Linked DNA regions of Mus musculus: region 2 is linked to region 1. A link is a loop called in an ENCODE intact Hi-C map of the cell type or tissue named here. Cell type or tissue: left cerebral cortex. All regions are shown on one strand.

Region 1 (8,000 bases):
CCGACCTGGCTCCGCACAACTGCTAGAAGCCGCAGAGGTACAAAGGAACCTTGGAGGCAGGCAGAGGGCAGAGGCAGAGCAGACAGGATCCTACCAGAGCTGTCAGCTCAGCAGGCAGGGCCAGCGACTGGGCTCAGTAGCAGAGAGAGCCCCAGCAGCCATAGTTGCCTCTTGCCATCTTTGCTGGGCCAAAAGATCCTCCTTGGTATTCATGCTGCACGGACAAAGCACTGAGCCTTGCTCCCTGATGCGCATAGGTTCCAAATGGCCTTTGCCTCGAGCATCGCAGCCTGCAGACAGAAGTGGGCATCCTACCAATGACCAGGGATAGCCTGTGATCGCATAAGCAGAAGCCTCTGGCTGGTGTGGGCAGCAGAAACCACAGTCCTCAAATTCCTTGGAGGGAAAGGTAAGGAGAAGACAGGTGTGGATGCTGCATTTGCCTCCCTCCCTGAATCTCTTCCCCAGCACCCACACTGGCCAGGGAAGACAAAGCTAACCCTGACCCTGTTCCTAGGCCAGCTCTTGTCTCTTCCTTGGATCTGCAGCAAGTAAGTCCTCTTGGAGTTCTGCTCCTATTTGGCTGAGGGAGCTACAGCTACGTGAGAGCTGAATTGATGAAAAGACATGAATGGGGGAGGTGCAGCCTTGCCTGGCAGAGAAACCCAGGCGAGCTCTTTGCAAACAGCCCCCGGGGGATCAGGTGTATTCATTAATCATGACCTTCTGTTCATTTCCCGTGGTCTCACTCTCAGGCATCCCATGGGCCTCAGTTTGGGTTTAAATCCAGGGCACTGTCCTCTTGTGCCCTTTTGTCCCTGAGCCCAGGATCTCATTTATCAAGCAAAGGAGCATAATACCACCTGCCATAGGGACTCATCTTGTAACACACCCCCCCCACACACACACACACACATACTGTTACTTCTCATTAACACCCTAGACCAGCTGAACTGGTCACACTTTTCAGTCCTCTGTCTCAGCTTCATTTACATGGAGTTTCCAGCCTACTCTCAGATGTCACAGCCTGAATGGGCATAGAACCAAGCCACCGACCTAGTACAGAGTGCCAAAATGAATGGCCTAGCCTAGACACCGACCAGGTGGGAAGACTTCCACTGGGTAGGAAAATGAGGCTGGCAGAAATGCTAAAATCCTAAGGCACGATGCATGTGCTAGAAGTGGTGATTCCCAGGGCTGTGGCTGTAGGGCTCCCTGCAAGGAGAAAGGCAATTCCACGTTAATTTGGGGGGCTTGCAACCAGGTGTGCTTTGCGTTCACTTGCTTCGGGCTTTTATGGTCTCCCTTCTGCTTGGTACCATTTCATTAGGAGCCAGTGAGATGTATCTCAGCGTGGTGCAGAGAAACATCTCAGTGGAGCGCAGCTTGCCAGCATTTCTCCTTCCCTGGCGAGATTCAGGATCCCTAACAGTGGGTTTCTGATGCCTTGGAGGTGCCAATCTGTTTCCTGGATCTGCATGGACAACCTCAGTCCTCTCCTTGGTGAATTCTCTGATGTCTGGGCCGAGACTTTGCCCTTTTCATGACCATGGGAATAAGTTATCAACAGAGAAACAAGGAGCACCATCCTCCCAGTGAGGGACTATGGGTGCTCACTCTAGGGCTCCCTGGCCCTCCCGGTCTTTTGAGGCCAATAATTTTTCTTCCCACCCCATTTCAATCTCCTGATAGAAGACATTCTTTGTCATGGATAACTAGATGAACACAGAGCTCAAATGAACCACTAGCTGGGGGCTTTACAAGAGCATCCTTGGATGAAGCAGCCTTTGCAAGGCTTTCCAAGAGGGACTCACTTAGAGTGGCTTGTAAGGCATACATGCAAAACTAGGAGAGAGGCTGAATTTCACTTCTAAAAGGTCCCTCTTTTCCTGTTTCCTCCTTTAAACTATAAAGAGCTAGCCAGACAGATTTCCTTTGTCAAAGGAAGGCAGGCATTGTCTAGTCACAGAACTGCACCTAGATCTCTATTCACTCGGTAAACAGTCAGACTGATTTTTTGGGCATTTGGGATAAGAACTCAGTGTGAGTGTGGTATTATCTATATTGAAAAGAAACACTCTCCACTCCTTTGTATTTGTGTGACTGTCCAATTAAAAAGCACCCTCCAAGGCCAGGCAGATCATAACGAGCAGATGCAAGTGTTCAAATCCACATAACCCATGGAACTTGGGCACTGGCTCCTCAAATAACTGTGTGGTTTGGAACCATTTTGTTTTTCCAGTGTTGAACAATAAGCTGATTAATTCCCATTTTTCAAAGTCAGTTTCAAGCAGTAGTTTTTTTCTTCTTCTTCTTCTCCTCCTTTTTAACATCTACAGAAAACCTGGAAGGGAATACAAATTTCTTCCTGGAAAACACATCTCCCTTCCTGCCCTCCCTGCACCCTCTGATAAATAACATGAGCATGCAGTGATTTGCCAACAGCAGCTCCAGGCATGAAGCACAACATCTGCTAGCGAGACGCTGGAGAGACAGTGGAAGGCATGCTGGCTGCCTGCCCACCTTCAGACTCCAGATTTTTGCTGACAAGGCTGTCAATAAATGGGCAGATGGCATGGACTCTGCTGGCGGGAGAGTTCAGTTAACCTGACTCCAGACATTATCTCCAGTTCATGGTGCACTGGGCTGAGCCCTTCACTCGACCATTAAAGCTGTTCCTTGATGGAGCACAGAGAGCAAGACATAAGACTGGGAAGGAGGAGGCAAGCGCTCGCTTCCTTTAATTACATTAACTGAGTCTCTCCTGCAGTTGGCAGGCAGAGTGAGTGAGATTATTTAGCCCCTGTGACCACGGAAGTGGAGCGGGAGCATCCACACTGTATTTCATGCTGTTTAAACATGGGCATCCCATCCTCGGGAGCAGAGTACCTCCCTGGGGATAGAGTTTGGCATAAAATAAACACCCAGTAGGATGGATCTGGGGTCCTCCCTTGCAAGCAGGCAAGCTCTTGCATTGTCTTACAAGGACTGTCTGCAAACAAGCTGCAGCCAGTGTTCTTTACCCAGAAACAGCTCTGCTAACTGCAGAAACGTCCTCTAGTGGCGACTTGGGTAAAACACCCTCTGCCATCTGAGCATGCTTCAAACTTGTGGCAAGGGCAGTTTAATCTAAACTCATCAGACTAAGGAGCTGAGCACTGTGCTCTGAAGTCAGTTATTTAAGCAATCGGCCCTTTTTTCCATCTCTGCAGAAATCAGCTGCTGGAAGTAATACATGCATCAATGCTACACACCCGCATGGTATTGCAGAATTACAAAGTGACTTTGCATACTTTAACAGTGGTTTTTGACTGGGAGTGACTTTGCCCCCCCCCACCCCCCAACCCTATCCCTGGCCGGGGACAATGCCTGGAAACATACTAATGTCTCTAGGACAGAGAGCAGCAATGCTGCGGAGTGTCTCCACTGCACAGGCTTCACATTCACCCACAACAAAGAGCTCTTCCGACCAGAGTGTCAGCAGTGCCAGGGTTGAGAATCCTGCATCAGGACAAAGGAAATGAGTGAACATTTCTCACATCCCTTGAAAAGAAGAGCAAAGAAGGAGCAGCTGGTGGGCATGCAGAGGGGAAGCTGGGGATTTGCTCTTCGTGTCCCAGGTAGACTCACAACAGTGTCATTATTCCAAATGCTATTCACTAGTCAGGAAACAAGCAGCTCCCCAAGTTCTTACAGCTGTACTTCCATCAGATCTGAACAATGAAACATCGCATCCACGAAAGCCATTTTAGTCTAATTCATGTTTATTAAATGAGAATACCCACCTGGCGCCAAACTGGGACTGCAGAGGCTTCAGTGGAAGAGTGTTTTAAAACTGGTGCCTGGGTATTGTGGCTCATGCCTGTAATCCCGGCACTCAGAAGGCTAAGGCAAGAGAAGTGCCATGAGTTCCAGGTCAGTCTGGAGTACAGAATGATACTCTCTCACACAAGAAACACACACACACAGACATGCACACACACACTTATGCACAGGTACATGTTCACATATGCACAGGCACACATGCACGTGCACACACACATGTGAATGAAATCAAAAGATTAAATAAACCTAGCAATTAAAGTCTGGGACAGAAATCAGACTGGAGGGGTTGAGGGGGAATTAAGCTGAGCACAGAATATATGAGGGTAGGGGCTTAGGATTTAACAGATATGATCACATTTTCATTTGTCGTCTGTGGTTTGAGCAGCTTTGCATGTAACCACTAGTCTTAAAGGTATAGCACTCCTTTAAAGATATCGGTGAAGCTAAACACTGGCCTCTTTCTTGTTAGTTTTGTAGAACTGTGTATCCCTGCCCCCTGCCCCAAGAAATCATATGTTAAAGTGTAAGGCTGAATGCTGCCATCAGGATCAATGAGATATCCCAGTTTACACCTAATCATACTGAGTAGGTTGAGCCTCCAACCCCATGAGGCTGCTGTTTTTATCTAGAGAAGAAACTTAAACCCAGATTTCCACCCAAACAGATGTCAAGGCAAAGGTCAGAGTTTTGCCAACAAGGTCTTTGAATCCAGGAGACATGCACAAAGCAGATTACTTCTTGCACCCCTCTGAAGGCATCTACTTCCAGAACCGAGAGCCTAAATTCTGTCGAGGAAGTCATCTGGGATTTGTTTTGGGCTGTGATGACAGAGTTCTAGTTAACCAGTAAAGATGAGGTGAACACTAGAACAAGGCAGGGGCAGACAAATGATCCTTACTAGAGTTTTCTTTCCCAACTGATGCCTGCAAACTACTACTTCTTCAGAGCAGGCAACTCAGAGGATCCACCTTGGGCTCAAAGGCCGGCATCCCTCCATCTAACAGGAAGCAGGAGCGAGGTAAGTGATTAATTAATTAAGAACATACATTTCATTATGCCCCTGAGCCCACCTTTCAGGAATTCCTGATGTATAGCTGGGAGACACTCTCCTTTCTAAACCAGCATGAGAGGTGGGTAATGAGGGTGATACTTCTACTATTTTGGGGAAACCTGGTATTTCCAAGACTATCGCACAAATAGGGGGATCTACAGCCATAGTCACACATCTATGCATACTAGCAGTATCCTGGACTTTTAAAACAAGTCAACTAAATAATATATAGGGACCCATTCCAGGACAAAATCTGGGAGGGGTCTCAGGCTGAGACACATACAGGAGTGAGACCCAAGGCCAGAAGGAACATCTTACTGCAGGGACAAATCTACCTGAGATGGGAGACCAAGTTTTGGGATCCCTGTGAGAAACCATAGTTATGCTATGCAGACCTTAAACCTAGCATGCAAGGCAGTCAGATTTCCATTGCAGGAAACAATTACACTAACAGATAATCCTCTCCCGCTAAGCAGTGAGTGTTATTATTATAATGCATGTTTTACAATGCAAGAAAAATCAGCCTTACATTAGATTTACTGGATATTAGGAGTCAGCCAAGAAGTGGTAGGTTTTAGGGCATTCAATACTTTTCTGTTTGCTGTGACTAAATATGTAGCCGGAAGCAACATTAGGGAAAAGAGGCTTGTTTTATCTCATCGCTTGTGAGTATAGTTCACAGGGTAGGAAGTGCTGGCTACAGGAACGTGAGGAGACTGGCCATGTTTTTTTTTTCTGCAACCAGGAAGCACAGAATAGACGGAAAATAGGATGGGGCTATAAAACCAAAAGACCCACCCTGACAGTGACATGTACCCTCCAGCAGGATTGCACCTCCTAAAGGTTCCATAGATTTCCAAAATGGTGTCACCAACTAGGGACCAAGTATTCAAACACATGAGCCTGTGTGAGACATTTCACTTTTAAACTACAGCACCTGTGTTTAAAATCTTTAATTAGCTCATTGTACAAGTGTTTAAAATTTCCTAGGGAAAGTTATACAAGATGCACAATAAAATGTACCATGCTGTAGGTTTGCTCTTGACTTGGTTGCGAAGTTGTGGCTGGTTTGGGGCTTTGGAGTTTTTTGGTTTTTTTATTATTCTTTGCTTTGATCTTTTCTTTTTTTCCTGTCGTTTCTTTTTGTTGTTATTTTGTTTTGTTTGGAATCTTTAATGTGCCTGATTCAGAGAGCCAGAAATCTGAGAAGATGGCAGACTGGCACCCTCAAAGCTGCCTTACACCTCATCTCCAGCTATCAGGTTAACTATGGCAGAGATGCTGGTGATACGCCAAAGGCAAGATCATCCTGGAACCCAGTCTTGGCCCTCTGGCTGGGTGATGAGCCTTACACTGAGACTTGGGGTGTTTGTGGCTCTCATGTTATCACCCCGCCACTTTTTATGGTTGTTTGGGAAGAGTGTCACTCTGTGGTCCAGGACGCCCTGGAATTCACTATGTGCTCCAGTATACCCTTGAATTCATGAGTACTCCTCCTGCCTCAGTCTTCCTAGTGCTGGCATTACAAGCAGGAGCCACCATGCAGGCTCTAGTATTTTGTTATTAACTCATTAAAAAAAGACATTATAATTAGTATCTCTGGTCAACTTGACACACCTGGTAAGAGAGACCCTCAACTGAAGCACTGACTCCATCAGATTGGCTCCTGGACCTGTCTGTGGGGCACTTTTTACATTGCTAATTGCTGTAGGAGAGCTCAGCTCACTGTGGATGAAGCTCCTGAACTGGTGGTCCTTCCTTGTATACGAAAAATAGCTGAGCATTCCAGAGGAAGCAAGATCCTAAGCATTCTGCCTCTTAGTCTGTTTGAGTTCCAGCACTGACTTCCCTCTGTGATGGTTGTAATCAGGAAGTATAAAACAAAATAAGTGCTTGCTCCCTCCACCCTCCAAAAAAAGGGTTTAATTATGTCTAAGAGAATTTCATGCAATGTGCTGTGGTCATATTTGCTCCTCACTCATCCCCCTAACTCCTCCTAGGTCCACCCCTATCTCTGCACCCTACCTCCCAATTTTCTGTCCTCTTTTTTATTATTTATTTAAATAACTCCTTGACTCCTATTTATGCTGCCCTTGTACTCCTGGGAAAGGGTCATCCACTGAAGTGCAGTCAACCTACTAGGGGCCACAAATTTAAAGAAAACTGACTCTTCTTCCTCCAGAAACCATCTACTGTGCATAGCTCCTCCAGTAGGGATAGCTCTATTTCTCCATTCATGCTGACTGGCTTGGGCCTGTCCTGGTCCTGCACAGGCAACCAGGGCTGCTATATTCATGAATGCAGTGGTTGTGTCATATCCAGAAGGTGCAGTTATCATCCGTCCTCCAGACTTCTGCTCTTGCAATCTTTCTGCCCCCTCTTTCTGGATGGTCTCCAAGACTTGCAGGGGGTGTGTGCTATAGATGTCTCCTTTGCATCCGAGCACTACACTGGCATGTATCTGTACTTTGGCCAGTTGTGAATTTCTGGGTAAACACCATGTAACCTAGTTGTTAAAGTCAGATTTCCCCACACATCCTGTGCATTTCCTCAGACATTCAGTGTTCTTGAAGTCTGATCTTCAGTTGCTGTGCTTAGAAGTGTAAGCATTTTTGAAGCCTTCGTAACTCAGCATCCAGACTAGCTCTGGTAGTCTTGTTTTCTGCCTCATTGCTCCGAGCTAATCTCTATGCTAATACCATGACCATTAAAACAAAACAAAACAAAACAAACAACAAAAAACCTCAATCCCCAACATGACTTGCAAGAACCCATTCCTTTCTCCCATTTCTGTTTCCTAAACTCTCCAGCTATTCCCTCCTCACCTAGCACACACCCTTTACTCTCAGCCACATAAGGACACTCTCACATGCATTCCTCACCTGCAGACGTGCCTCACTCTCTGTCTCCCCTGTGCTTTCTGCAGGACCTGAGTTTTCCACTCCCAAACAAACAAACAAACAAACAAAACAAACAAACAAACAAAACAAAACTTGAGAACTTCTATTCACCCTTCAAAACACAGCTTCTATGATCTTAGGACAAAATCCACACTTCCCTGGAACTTCCCACTGAAGTGACCAAACACCCATAACATTGCTTTATGGTTGCTTGGCTGGAGTTT
Region 2 (8,000 bases), 290 kb before region 1:
ATTGGCAGGATCAACATTGTAAAAATGGCTATCTTGCCAAAAGCAATCTACAGATTCAATGCAATCCCCATCAAAATTCCAACTCAATTCTTCAACGAATTAGAAGGAGCAATTTGCAAATTCATCTGGAATAACAAAAAACCTAGGATAGCAAAAACTCTTCTCAAGGATAAAAGAACCTCTGGTGGAATCACCATGCCTGACCTAAAGCTTTACTACAGAGCAATTGTGGTAAAAACTTCATGGTACTGGTATAGAGACAGACAAGTAGACCAATGGAATAGAATTGAAGACCCAGAAATGAACCCACACACCTATGGTCACTTGATCTTCGACAAGGGAGCTAAAACCATCCAGTGGAAGAAAGACAGCATTTTCAACAATTGGTGCTGGCACAACTGGTTGTTATCATGTAGAAGAATGCGAATCGATCCATACTTATCTCCTTGTACTAAGGTCAAATCTAAATGGATCAAAGAACTTCACATAAAACCAGAGACACTGAAACTTATAGAGGAGAAAGTGGGGAAAAGCCTTGAAGATATGGGCACAGGGGAAAAATTCTTGAACAGAACAGCAATGGCTTGTGCTGTAAGATCGAGAATTGACAAATGGGACCTAATGAAACTCCAAAGTTTCTGCAAGGCAAAAGACACCGTCAATAAGACAAAGAGACCACCAACAGATTGGGAAAGGATCTTTACCTATCCTAAATCAGATAGGGGACTAATATCCAACATATATAAAGAACTCAAGAAGGTGGACTTCAGAAAATCAAATAACCCCCTTAAAAAATGGGGCTCAGAACTGAACAAAGAATTCTCACCTGAGGAATACCGAATGGCAGAGAAGCACCTGAAAAAATGTTCAACATCCTTAATCATCAGGGAAATGCAAATCAAAACAACCCTGAAATTCCACCTCACACCAGTCAGAATGTCTAAGATCAAAAATTCAGGTGACAGCAGATGCTGGCGAGGATGTGGAGAAAGAGGAACACTCCTCCATTGTTGGTGGGATTGCAGGCTTGTACAACCACTCTGGAAATCCGTCTGGCGGTTCCTCAGAATGGAATAATATTAATGCAACCGCAAGACAAAGTAAACAGCCGAAATGCAGAGATTGGTTAATGAATAAATAAATGGACTAAATCCACGAGGGACATAATGAATCTTGGTTACTTTAGTAAAAGCAAAACAAAATAAACGACAACAACAAAGTTCCAGTCTATAAAAGAGACATCTAAGACATAGTAGGTTTTGAAAGGTTGAAATTCAAGGACGGAAAACAAACTTGCAAGTAAATGCTAAATAAAGCCAAACTGAGGAAATTATATTAAGTCAAACAAAATAGACTACAAAATAAAACAAAAACCCTAATTAGACCCTGGGAATAAAAATTAAAATGGTAGTAATAGGCTGTCGACTCCATTTCACATGGAGTGTATAGAGACCACAGAACCCACCTTGCTCCACTGTCCTAGTCAGAAGCCTTGCCAGCTTTGAAGTGACACAGAGCAAGTCCTAAGGAGGCCTGAGGAGGCAGCTTCCTCTCTAAAAGACTTTTCTGAGACCAAATACATACAGAATAAACAAAGAGATGGCGGCAGCTGACAGGCTGGATTGAGACCCTCTGGCGTTGAATTCCCCAGCTTCTCCGAACACCCATTTCTCAGTCTAGAGAAGGAAAAGAATGACTCTCTCTTTGTGTTAGTTCATTATGTATAATTATAACCCTGCATCGCTTCATAAAGGAGAACATTTATTTATTTAGCTCATAGTAGTTATGAAAAGCAAGGACCTTTTTTTTTTTTTTTTTTTGGCTAGAGGCAAGCACAGTATGTTTCGTGACAAGAAAGAAAGCATAGCATCCCTATCCTCTTTCTCTCCATCTTATAAAGCTACTAGTTTTTGATCATGAGGCTCCACCCTAATGACCTCACTTAATTGTAATTCCTTCCTAAAGGCCTCCTTTCTAAGCGCCTTAGTTAGATAAATTTTCACCCTCTTAACACTTTACATTGGGGATTAGATTCCAGCACATGAGGCCTTGGGGAGATATAATCAAGCCATATCAAAGCCATAAGACTCTCTCAGAGATTTCCCCAATGTCCTGTGTCATCAGGAGGCACAGGGCAGAGGAAGTGAGGTCAGATAGGCCTGGCTGGAATCTCTAGGCTTCCATGTGTTAACGATGTGGCCTGGCTGTCTCTCTCTCACATATCTGAGCAGTAATTTTGTGCCTTGTAAAGTCAGGGTGAATGCCACGACCTCAGAGGTAAGTGGTGAGACTTGAGATAGCCTTGATTCTATCACAGTAAAAAGATGAAAGGGAGCCGGGGTTGTTAGGTGTGACTGTGGGCTGGAAACAGTCCTACAGTAATCAAGCACAGGGTTAGAAATAGTACATCAAAGACAGCAATTGCTATTATGACCATTTGGTGGCTAAGATTATGTCAACTTGATGCGATTTAGAGGCATCTGAAAGAAGAGAACATAGAATGCAAAAATGCCTCTGTAAGATCTGGCTGTAAGGCATTTTCTTAGTGATTATCTCAGACCATGGTGGATGGTGCCATCCTTACACTGTGGTCCTAGGTTCTATAAGAAAGTAGGGTGAGCAAGCCAATAACTAGCACTCCTCAATGGCCTCTGGATCAATTCCCATCTCTAGGGTCCCGCCCTGTTTGACTTCCTGTCCTGACTTCCTTAAGAGATGGACTAAGATGTGGACATGTAAGCCAAATAAATCAAACAAAGCTGCTTCTCTCCAAGCTGCTTTTGGTCACTGTGTTTCATCATAGCAATAGTGACCCTAACCAGAACAGATCACTAGCCTTGCCTCCTAGGGAAAGCAAGGAGGACACTACTTGCAGGTCTACTAATTCTAAGTTCACTGAATCTCAACCTTCCAGTTTCCTAAATTTATTCAGTCCTTTCTAATGACAAAAATCAGGAGATTCTGAGACCCAGTTTGATTTGGGTCCCAAAGAGAAATGCCAGGAGAGAATTGCCACTCCCCCCATGCCGGAGGAGCTGAGGGAGTTGCACCTCAGAAGAGGAAGAGGAGCAGGAGCTAATTGAGGATGCTCTTCCGGAAGGCTTTGCGGTTTTCAGGCACCATCATGGCCGCCGCAGCAGCCAAGCAAGAGCTGCTTAAGGGACCACAGCCCAATAGGTACCCACAGTTTCCATCTGAAGAAGACAAGAAGAAAGAAGACCTTCCAATTGATAGCTCTTAGATGTAAGAACGTACAAATGAAAAAGACAAAAGGAATTACGTAAGATGACAGAATCTAAAGAACGCTTGTTCGTGGGACACTGAGATGACTGACTCGGTGGGTGAAGGAGCTTGCTGCCAAGCCCGAGGACTTGCCTTTGGTCCCTAGGACCCTCATAGTGTAGGGAGAGAACTGATTGCTGTAAGTTATCCCCTGACCTCCACACCTGAGCTCATGTCACACACATATGCACACGCACACGCGCGCGCGCGCACACACACACACACTAAACAAATTAATTTTAAAAGGACATTTTTATAAACAAAATATTTTAAGACATACATACATGTATATATATTTTTAAAAAGTTGCTCATGACTTCTGTAGAACTGGGAAATATTTAAACATGAACTGCAAATAAAGAACAAATCAATGATCTACTAACAGGTTTTCTCAAAATGTTTATCAAAAATAAAACATTTAAATATCAGAATATATTGTGTGAAAAAAATCTATTTTCAATTTAAAGAAATAAGACAATGAAAATGAAAACCATGCTAATGGGTTAGCTCTGGGCCTTTTCTAGTGTTTTGCTCTCAGCAAATGTAGTTTCCCCAGAACCCTATTCAATAATTATGACCAGAGAGGCCACATATGACCAGACAGAACCTAAGATTTCTGCTTGGCCCCTAAATATATCATGCAGTGTAACCCTTTGGGACAGTCACCTTTTCTACCTGGCCTCAGTTTCCACAATTGTGTCACAAGGGAAAGGTTAGACAAGCCCCTCCAATCTGTGAAGTTGAGAGGCCTGAGGTTTGGGGGTGAGTTGTCATAACCCCCCACTAGGGGACAGTATTTACATAGTCCAGTGTCACTGCCAGTGTGCAGAAATCAGTGTGTATTGTTACCTCTGGTCTCTCTTCATCCCTGCTAGAGGACAATAGGCATTATCAGCCCCTATCCCAGCACAACATGCCAGGCTGTCTCCACCAACCCATAGCTCACTAAGTCTCAAGATCCAGGTCCAGGGGCATTGCTGATGCCATTCGAGGCTTCTCCAGAGGTCTCATGCCACTGTGGACTGGGAAATAACAAAGCTCTTTGACTACAGTTTAATGTCTCCAAGGCAAAATAAAGTGATTTCTTCTTTGTCACCTACAATTATTATTTTTTTTTCCTTTCTGTGGACAAAGATGTCTGAATCACTTTACCCTTTGAGCTTGGTGATTGCTCTCATTGATAGAGGACTCCTAGATGCTGAATGTAAGCAGTTTAACCATAAGAAACCACCATAGGTCACTATTGCCAGGGAGAGTTCTAGTTCCCTGGGCACACCAAAGATCAAGTTCAGCCCATTTCCAGGGTCTTGAGTCTGTGAAGATGTGAAGTACTCATGGTTAATGGGAAATCCAAATAGCTTTGAGATCACATTCACTATGCTTGCCTCCACCCAGAATTTTATGTTCTCCAACCAATAATAACTCCCAAATTCTGAGACTGTAGAACACCCTTGGTAGGGCTGCTGAAGGCTGTAGAGTCCTTGTGGACAAGGACATTGAATATATATTGTACCCCCAACATCAGGACAAGTTGGTATGGTGTGTGCACACCCAGGAAACAGGTTTCTGTCCTCAGGGTATTTAAGGAAGATTAGAAATCCAGAACAGAAACATAGTCACTTCTTGATTTATGGAAGATTGGTTAAACAACTTCTGTACACACCAAAGTTTGTGCATACCTGAGTCCCTTTGTTAAATGGAAGAGAATTTATAGGGAACTTATGTAAATCCCCCACATACTTCCAATCATCTCCAGATGACCTATAATACACAATGCAGCTTAGGTTCCATGCAAACAGTTGTGCTGTATTATTTAGGGGCTGATGACAAACACGTCTTTGTTAACAAGTTTGATTGCATGTATATGTTCCAAGTATTTCCAATTTGTGATTGGTTGAATCCTTAGGTACAGAAGCTGAGCATATGCAAGGCAGATATATTGTTAAACAACAACAGAGAATTTGGGGACTTAGGGAGAATAAACCAAGGGCTGTAAGAAGGTACAATTGATGACTGAGGTGACATCCCACGACTCTCTTTGACCTGAGTGGCCCGGAAGTGGGGAGATAATTTTGACAAACCGAATGCAAGACAATGAGAGGTGATAGGCTCAGATGAACTCCACAGATGGGGGCAGGACAAGCAGTGTATATTTGGACAAAGGCAGAAACAGGGTGGCAATGAGGGATAGAAAGACATTCCCAACCCATGCCAGCAGTGTGGGGACAACCCTCAGGCTTCACTCAGCTCATTGTTGCCGTGGGGTTCCAGTGTTAGAAATACCATGACTGGTGGGCATTCTTCTGTAGCATTTATGTATATGTAAATAATCTGCATGCCCTAGCTTTTTTCCCCAGGCAAATCAGCACTATGCAACTTATTGCAAGATATCTACATCTGTGATCACACTTCCCCACTTCAATGACTTTCCTTGGGAAAAGTCTGCACAGGCCATCACAGAATTGTTGACACTTGTTAAAAACTAGAAATATGTGCAACTAGTGAGATGGCTGAGTCAGCAGAGTGTCTGTGGTAAAAACATGAGAGCCTGAGTTCAGCATCCATATATTAGGTGGGTGTGGTCAAGCACGTGTGTAACACTAGTGCTGAGGAGGGTAGGAGCAGGTACCCAGGATCCCCAGAGCTATCTGGCTAGCCAGTCTAGTCAATTGTTGATCTCTTGGTTTAGTAAGAGTCCCTGCCTCCAAAGATAAGATGAAAAATGACAGAGGAAGACACCAGTGTCAACCTCTGCTCTCCACATGAATATGCACACACATGTATGTATATCTGTATCTGTATACTATATACATACACCACACACCCACACACACAAACTCAGACACTCATGCATTCATACAATTAAAAACAGTCTGTGTATTTCAGAAAGGAATTCAACTAGTCATCTGTGGGAACCATGTAATATGACAGCAAGAATCATCATGTAGCCAGAAGTTTCACTCATGTTGTACAAAAAAAAAAGTGATGTTCACTGCACCAGGCAACTTGTGAATGGCAATAAAAGTTGTCTACATGTATGTGTGAATGAGAATATGTCCCCACTAAGAGCTGTCTGAAAGGATGCTTGCCAAAATGGTAACAGATGCATTCTAAAGCACACTATGTGTGGTGTGCTTGCTTTTATACATTGTCGTAATCCTTCACAGCAAATGTGTTATTTTTCCAGAAACTTCTGGGTCAATCTATCAGGCAGGAAATTAGCTTGTGTTCAGGGGGAAGCAGAAGGCTGCAAAATGGCTCCAAGGGCTGGGGATCTGGGAGAGTGTCATTCTAAATTTGATGGCTACCTGTTGGCAGAATCCTTGCTTGATGTTAAGGTCTTTGGCTTGGTGAGATGAGATCTCCCCACATTCTGGAGTATACTCTATAGTTTATAGAAAGTCCACAAACCAACCAACCAACCAACCAACCAACCAACCAACCAACCAACCAACCAAGCAACCAACCAAGCAATCAACCAACAAGCAAACACAGAAACATCCAAAAATAGTGGCCAGCTAGGGGAAGCTAGAGCTGTACATAAAGTCACCACCTTGAAAAAAAAATCTAAAATGAAAAATGAAAAGTTAGAGGAGTTTTGTTTGTTTCTTGTCTTGTTTTCTTTTCCCTACACCGGATCAAACTTGAACTTGATCTGTCTAATCCCTCATACAAACAAAACCAGAACCACTTGAGTGTCTCTCAAGTGTAGCCTCTCCATGCTCTGGTGTGGTGATGGCCTCTACACCCTCTTAGCTATTCTGAGCTTTTCTTACCTGTGATTCTTACATACACTTCCTTAGAAGCACTGGTTGGATGTTGGTTTCAAGGTAAAATGTCTCGTGTTTTCTCCTCTGCACTTCCTCAGCTGGACCAGAGGGAAGTCAGAATCCCACAGCTGACTCCGGTGAAATTAGTTTAGTGAAGAACATCATTAAGGTTAAATGATGCTCAGTGTCCATGTCCAGGGCTCTGACCTTTCCCATGCAGTGGCCTCTCTCTTCACCATTTTCTGGGGAGGGGCAGAGAACATGGATACATAATTTCTATAGTGTATGGCTCCTGAGGATGTGGGCCAGGTTTCAATGAAGCAGCCACTGAAGGCTCATTCATCTTAGCATCCCCATGGTTCCTTTTGTGTTTGAGAGCCAGGAAGGCACACTGCTGGAGAGCCCTTCCTCTTCTCCCTACTGCCCACCAGGCCCCACTACTCGTGCTGGGGAAAACTGAGCCAAGGATGGATAGAACTCTATCTGCTGGGCTCTGCTTAGGCCCTTCCTTCCTATCTCTGCATGAAGCCAGACTCCTTCCCCAGGAGCAATTAGTCTTAATGACAAATGACAGAGGATCTAAAACTTGGATATGAGTAAGACTTTCAGAAGCAATGATAAATAAACCCAGGAGCTAGCCAATGCTAGCAGCAGGGCCAATGCCTGCTGGTATCAGGGGCCGTAGCACAATGCAAGGGCTTGTGCTCTCTTGGCTGCTGTCTCTGGTGTAATTATGCCTTCTTCCTGGACACCCTGGGGTTTTCATATGGAGAGTTCAGAAGGAGGAGACATCTGCAACCTCCCCTTGGGCTCTCCTTTTGCTTCCTTATGAAGTGTTTAGCCAACTGTCCTTGGGCAGGGAAATTTCAGTCATCACCACTTCTAATGTAGATTTTCTTTCAAAACTGAATTCAGCAAATGTAGGTTTGGCTCATGTGTTTGCTTACC

What was found. Hi-C counts contacts between places; a loop is a spot of excess contacts. Peaks named below come from ENCODE experiments on the same cell type or tissue, not always from the same donor. Only the 100,000 strongest peaks of a DNase experiment are listed, where the experiment ranks them.
Region 2: it touches region 1 in a loop (2.1-fold over the local background); 3 of 42 quality-filtered maps call a loop at or near these places.

The regions. Positions count from the first base shown.
Region 1 is chr7:83,196,906-83,204,905 of GRCm38, reverse strand. No RefSeq gene overlaps it. Among named protein-coding and RNA genes, the nearest start is that of A530021J07Rik, 52 kb to the right of the region's middle. In left cerebral cortex, a CTCF peak has its summit at 3,064; DNase peaks (open chromatin) are centred at 952, 2,550, 3,040 and 7,246; H3K4me3 peaks cover 287 bases; H3K27ac peaks cover 431 bases.
Region 2 is chr7:83,486,091-83,494,090 of GRCm38, reverse strand. No RefSeq gene overlaps it. Among named protein-coding and RNA genes, the nearest start is that of Gm10610, 61 kb to the left of the region's middle. In left cerebral cortex, a CTCF peak has its summit at 4,054 (motif pointing right); a DNase peak (open chromatin) is centred at 4,075.